Regions from separate parts of the Homo sapiens genome. Here region 1 is linked to region 2. A link is a contact called in ENCODE POLR2A ChIA-PET data. All regions are on one chromosome and are shown on one strand. The core of a region is the stretch at or near the end of the contact, and the rest is flanking DNA. Distances in the headings are between cores, read along the strand shown. Region 1 overlaps GGA2 (golgi associated, gamma adaptin ear containing, ARF binding protein 2). Region 2 holds the start of LDAF1 (lipid droplet assembly factor 1).

Evidence for each region. ChIA-PET counts read pairs that join two places held with the same protein, here RNA polymerase II (POLR2A).
Region 1: POLR2A ChIA-PET joins it to region 2 with 10 read pairs in activated T-cell. The contact joins the enhancer-like site here to the promoter of LDAF1 in region 2. POLR2A ChIA-PET finds 5 or more read pairs at or near these places in 2 of 52 experiments (activated B cell and activated T-cell).

What each region holds. Positions count from the first base shown.
Region 1 is chr16:23,503,352-23,506,324 of GRCh38, forward strand. The region is part of intron 1 of GGA2 (golgi associated, gamma adaptin ear containing, ARF binding protein 2); the gene reads right to left. Among named protein-coding and RNA genes, the nearest start is that of GGA2, 5.7 kb to the right of the region's middle. RefSeq lists enhancers at 1,107-1,608, 1,609-2,108. Within about 2 kb of position 1,585, at least 32 of the 41 ENCODE cell types and tissues checked have a DNase peak (open chromatin) inside an H3K27ac peak, as active enhancers do.
Region 2 is chr16:21,157,192-21,160,220 of GRCh38, forward strand. It overlaps LDAF1 (lipid droplet assembly factor 1), which reads left to right and starts at 1,483. Exons shown (of 5, transcript NM_001301771.2): 1 at 1,483-1,555. It also overlaps a transcript of DNAH3 not described here. RefSeq lists silencers at 1,363-1,492, 1,543-1,722 and enhancers at 1,980-2,480, 2,615-2,764.

The DNA.
Region 1 (2,973 bases), core at 335-2,834, 2.3 Mb after region 2:
TGGTGAATACACAAATTGATCTATTTTATATATTAAAAATTGTATTAGTTGTAATAATGATATTTTCTTTTTTATCTTTACTTGTAAGATATAGTTACTTAAATGTTTCCAAAATTAATGATATTATATCTTATATTTGATTTAAAACACTACTAGGATATTTGGATTGATAGTTGAAAATAAATGGCAAAATAAGAATTGCTGAAACCTAGTGATAATGTACTTACGATGAGTTTATTATCTATTATCCCATCATTGTTAAATTTTTAAATTTCCATGAAAACCTATACACAAGAACTTAAAATGTTGTGTAAAATACTTCGTGCCCTGCACTTTAGCTCCACTGCATACTGAATAAAAGGAAAACGGATTTTCCTATGGGGGGAAAAAAGATTTATCATGGCTCAAAAGTAACAGTAACCGTCATTTTTAAAAGTACCTAATATGGGGCCGGGTGTAGTGGCTCATGCCTGTAATCCCAGCATTTTGGGAGGCCAAGGTGGGCGGATCACCTGAGGTTGGGAGTTCAAGACCAGCCTGACCAACATGGAGAAACCCCGTCTCTACTAAAAATACAAAATTAGCCAGGTATGGTGCTGCATGCCTGCAGTCCCAGCTACTTGAGAGGCTAAAGCAGGAGAATTGCTTGAACCCGGGAGACGGAGGTTGCGGTGAGCCAAGATCGTGCCATTGCACTCCAGCCTGGGTAATAAGAGTGAAACTCCGTCTCAAAAAAAAAAAAAAAAGTACCTACTATGGGTCAGATACCATGCCAGATGTCCTCAGAACAATCCAGGTTGGCACGATCATCTACACCATTTTACAGATGAAGAAACCTACCCAACCACAAAGCAAGGGAGTGGCAGAAACAAAAATTAAGTCATAGGCTGGCCCAGCTCCACAGCCTGGATGTGTTTCTAACCACTCTTGCGGTGAGGTCTTCAGTTCCTTGACAAAGTTAGGGCCTCTCTTGGAAGCCAGCTTGATCTTCGTGCTCATAAACTCCTTGAAGGCAAAAAGCAGGCCTGTCTCATTCACTCTCACAGGCTCTAGTACCTAGAAGAGTTGCTGGCAGGTATCTACTGAATGAACGATTCCTCTTTTGCTAGACAGTGTTTGGCCAGCTGGCTGGACATACTGATAACACGGAGAGATGGCTATCTCAGTTCTGAAATAACTGGGCCCCTAAACACATAATCCCAGCCTGCACAAACTATTTCAGAAGACTTGAGCAGCTCCAAAAAATGACCCCCAGGGGGCCAGCAGCTGGGTCTGACCAGGCCACAGCAACCGCCGTAGGTCTGTTTGACACCAATCTGCTCCAAGGACTAGCTAGGGGCCAGACAGGGCACGGCCAGGGAGAAATTCAAAGGATGCCTTCTCTGTTTTGGGCTATCCCAGACTCCAAGGTGGTTTATTTATAGCTGGCACTTGAGCAGGACAGAGGGGTGCTGAGAAATAGCACTGCTGCCATGTATTTCCTCACTAAAAGCAGTGTTTGTATGATTCATTTCAAGCGTGCTACAGGGCCAGAGGTGTTAAGAAAACAGCTGAGACCTCCGGCTGTGAGTGAAATGGCTCATCCAAGAGTGACTAATTCAGAAGCCAAACCATCCCACGTCAGCTGCCAACCAACCACCGGGGTCATGACCCTGGCACCAGCAGCCGCCTGTGCTAGCAAGGGGAGCCCCAAGACTGTGAGGAAGTGGTCACCCCGAGGAGCAGAATGCAATCCTTCAGCAGTCCACGCTGCAGGGGGACTCCTTCCCTGGGAGGGACACGTGGACCCCAAGAGTCCGGCAATCATACAATTCAGCACATGTGAAAACCTCCAAGACTCAGCATGGGAATGTCCTACTCATCACCTGGGAGTAGGACCAAGTGGAAGGAAGAAACAGATTTACTGAGCACCCAACTTTTACTAAGCCATGGCCTCCCTGGTAGCGCTACCAGAGCTAGAATTCTAGAGCCCAAGAGGACTGAGTGCTGTTTTTAATAGCGCAAGGCTAGCAACACCTAAGATGTCTACCAACAGGGACCCGGTTAAATGGATCCTAGGACACCCATACAACGGGGCGTCTAAGGCTTTTCATTTAAAAGAACAAGGCGGCTACATCTGCAGTCATGTGGAATAATGACCAAAATACATGAAGTGGAAAAAAACACCACAGAACTGAATGACAGAATGCACAGGCGCTGCCGTTTGTACTTTTAAGGCATGAGATTCTGGTAACGGCTTCCTGATACTCCTCTGGGAACAACCCCTCTCCTCAATTCCAGGTCCCCCATTCACCCTCCCCACCTTTGGCTCTGGGTTGGGTACTGTCCCCCACCCCACCCCACCCCAGGTCTGGCCATCTTCATATTTCATGACCCCAGGTCATGCTGACTCCAAGGTGGACATAAAACCCAAGCCAACAGGCGGAAGAACAATAACTCTTGCAAATCAATGGGGAAAAGAAATTCTGCTGAGATTGCAGTAGGGAGAAGAGCAAAGCAGAGAAAATTCAATCAAAGAAGTGAACCGTGGAGCTCCTGGACTGAGCCTACCCCTACTCTGGGACTTTCTTTACTTTCCTTTTTTTGGTAAGCGGGTATGGGTATGAGTTAGTTTCAATTACTTGCAGCTATAAAAGCCTAATGATAATAATAGCTAGCGCTTCTTGGGCACTTACTACAAGCATAGTAAGGCACTATTTTAAGTGCTTTCTGTGTATTAAAGCCTTTGATTCTCTCAACAACCCTAAGAAGAGGTTTTATTACTCTCTTCCCATCTTAAAGATACAGCTGCCTTGTTTGCAGGGACCTGATCTTGGCCAGTCCTCAGACACCACCCCCTGGTGACTTCATGTAGCTCAGACCCATGAGCTTTTGCCTTCAACTACACCCATGTCTTGGCCATACTATCAATCCCACGACCCCCTTATCCCTCCATTGCAGCACCAATGGCCCACCATCCCCAACAAATCTGAC
Region 2 (3,029 bases), core at 233-2,732:
ATATCATTGTCGTGATCATCATCATAAATCATCATCCCAAGCAAATATTTTTGAGCCCCTACTCTGTGCCTCAATAGGTGCTAAGTTCTCGACAGCCACAGCCACACTATTGCACCAGTCCTCACTACAACCCTGTGATTGCTTCTTTTTTTTTTTTTTTTTTTTTGAGACAGGGTCTCACTCTGTTGCCCAGGCTGGAGTGCAGTGTCTTCACTGCAACTTCTACTTCCCAGGTTCAAGCGATACTTCTGCCTCAGCCTCCCGAGTAGCTGGGATTACAGGTGCGCACCACCATGCCTGGCTAGTTTTTATATTTTTAGTAGAGATGGGGTTTCACCATGTTGGCCAGGCTGGTCTGGAACTCCTGGCCTCAAGTGATCTGCCCACCTCAGCCTCCCAAAGTGCTGGGATTATAGGTGTGAGCCACCGCACCCTGCCAGCTTTTTGTTATCTAAAGACTTATTTTCCAGGTTGCTATGGCCACAGGCAAAGAGGAGAGGTCGGTCAACACAGGTCCCTGTCTGGAAAGTGGCTGAGAACTGTGCAACAGCAGACCAATGGTTGGGCTTATCCCTCTCTCTAATTTATGGTTGAAGCCATGGTTCAGAGAGGTTACTTAGTCACACAGTAAGTTGCCATCATGCTCTATAGCAGTGGTTCTCACCTCGGGACGATGGGGCCTTCCAGGGGACATTTGGCAATATTTTGAGACACAACTGGAGGTGGGGGGGGGCGGTTCTTGTAACTGGCATCTAATGGGTAGAGGCTAGGATATTGCTAAACATTCTACAATCCACAGCTCAGAAACAGAATTATTCCGCCCCAAATGTCAATAGCATACTATTCAGAAACCTTACTCTATAGGGCAGATTTGGGGCCAGGGGAAACAGGGGCTCCTGCTCCGACTTGGATCCATGCAAACCGAGGAATTTGGATTGATTTATCTTGTCTCTCTCAGCCTGGACTTTTTCATGTGTAAAATGGACATCCAATCCATCTGAAAGGATCTCACTGGCTTATGACATTCGCATTTGAGCAGTCATGGTTAAAAACTTCCAGCCAGGGTGATACTTCATCACGTGTGTGTCTTGAGCGCCAGAGACGTTCCAGAGCAGCTGGTTTTAGGCATACAGGAGGGGAAACCCTGACACCCTTGGAAAACTCATTCTCGGCTGCCAGTCTGCCTGTCTTGAAGGTGGTCTGAGCTTTCTCACTCCAAGCCAGTCGTGTGGGAAGGGACACTCTCTGAGCCTCAGTTTCCTCAGCTGTCAACCTCTCAGGGCTTGTTCTAGTGGCTCCGAAAGCCAGTGGGAGCGAGCGCGCTTTGCAAAGCCTTGGGCGCCGGGCCTTGGCGCGCCTTTGCCGGATCCTTCCGGCCACGGGCGGGGCGAGCCCAGAGGAGAAGAGCCGAGGGGCGGTGCCCGGGCCAGGGGGCGGAGGCAGGCGGCTCTGGCTCCCTCTCGGGACGCTCTTTCCTTCTTCCTCTTGTTCCTCCTCCTGCCTCTCTTCGCTTCGCCTGCAAACGCGGTGGGGGCTGCTCGGCGGTCAGGAGCAGGTGAGAGCTCGGAGCTTGGGGGTGGGGGTCCGGGTGCCCCGGGTGGCTAGACCCCTCTCGCCGGGCGGGGACAGAGGAGGAGCGCGGGGGCGACGGCGTGAGCGCGCTATCGGGGTCCCACGCCCGTAGCTTTCTGCCCCGGGGTTAGTGTAAGGGGCGTCTCCTGCTTATGAGTCGCCGGGACGGGGCTGGGAGCGCACGAGGAGACACGATTCCTCCCCACCCCTAAATGCACACTCACCCCGCCACCCCCCAACACACACACACATACACACACACACTACCACTAGATTAGGTAAAATGGTAGCTAGCACCACCACACCCCGAGACTGTGCCCCTTTCTGGGGAACCTGGGGAAGACGTCGAGGCAAACCTCCCTAGGATTATTGAAAACGGGCGCCTTCCTCACCACCCAGCCCCTCTTCTCCACCGAGGTCCCCTTCCCCATCGCTGCAGAGAGATCTGCAAGTATCAAAGGGGGCTTCTTTACCCCCAAATTAATAACTAAGTACTCGACTCCCCTCTGAGTTCCCATTATTCAGTCTCTGTGCCTTCTGGGACGCGGACCCCCTCTCCACCTGCATTTCACTCCCTTCCTCCTCTCCTTGGGTCTCCCTGGCTTTTGAACGCTGAAAGGCTGGGCCCGGATGGGGAGGGGCGGCCAGTGTGAGCTCGAGGCGCCCTGTAGCTCCCATCCCCCAACCAGAGATGTGACCCCTCCTCCCAGCTTGAACTTTCGAGGTAGCCGTTTTCCCCTGGAGGTTCGGGGGTGGGAGGGCCAGGAGATTTATTTGGAGCCTTGGAAGGGGAAAGGGTTAGCTGGTGTTGGCCTGGCCCAGTCCCCCAGGCGTGAAGAAGGCGGGGCACTCCTTGGCCGCGCCGGGTTCTCGCTTTCCCTTCTCGGGAGACAGCTCCGTGCCTGGGGAGGCCCCTCCGAGGAGTGAGTGACCAGGGGGTCTGGGAATTGGTGGCCAGGTAGACGCATTTGAAGGCTGTGGCCGATGGCATTCGCCCCACGCACTCTCTCATCGGACTCCCCAAACCGGTCTGGGTGGCACTTGAGGCTCCCAGGCCAAAGGAGACCTGTAAGGGGAACTCCGCTTGTTTCTGCTTGCTGCAGAGATGAGATTATGGGAACTGAGTGCTGGGAACATCCCAAGTTCAAGACCTACGCCAGAGGCAGCTTCAAAGAGAGAATGTGGGGTGGTGGGATTAGTCCCCTCCTCAACTTTCCCCTCCAAAGGGTTTCTTGTTTTACAAAAGGGAAGTAGCAGAGGATGTCTAGCTGGGATGATTAAAATGTGCTTTAATTTGCATACTAGACCCTGTACAGCTTAGTAGTAGATAAAATTACCCCCTATATGATAAATAAATGTGAGGATCTCTCAATTAATTTTGGCCACGTGGACACAATCTTTTAAGCATTTGTACTGTAGGTCAGGTCAGTTTAAAGGGAGAAATGGAAAAGATATCT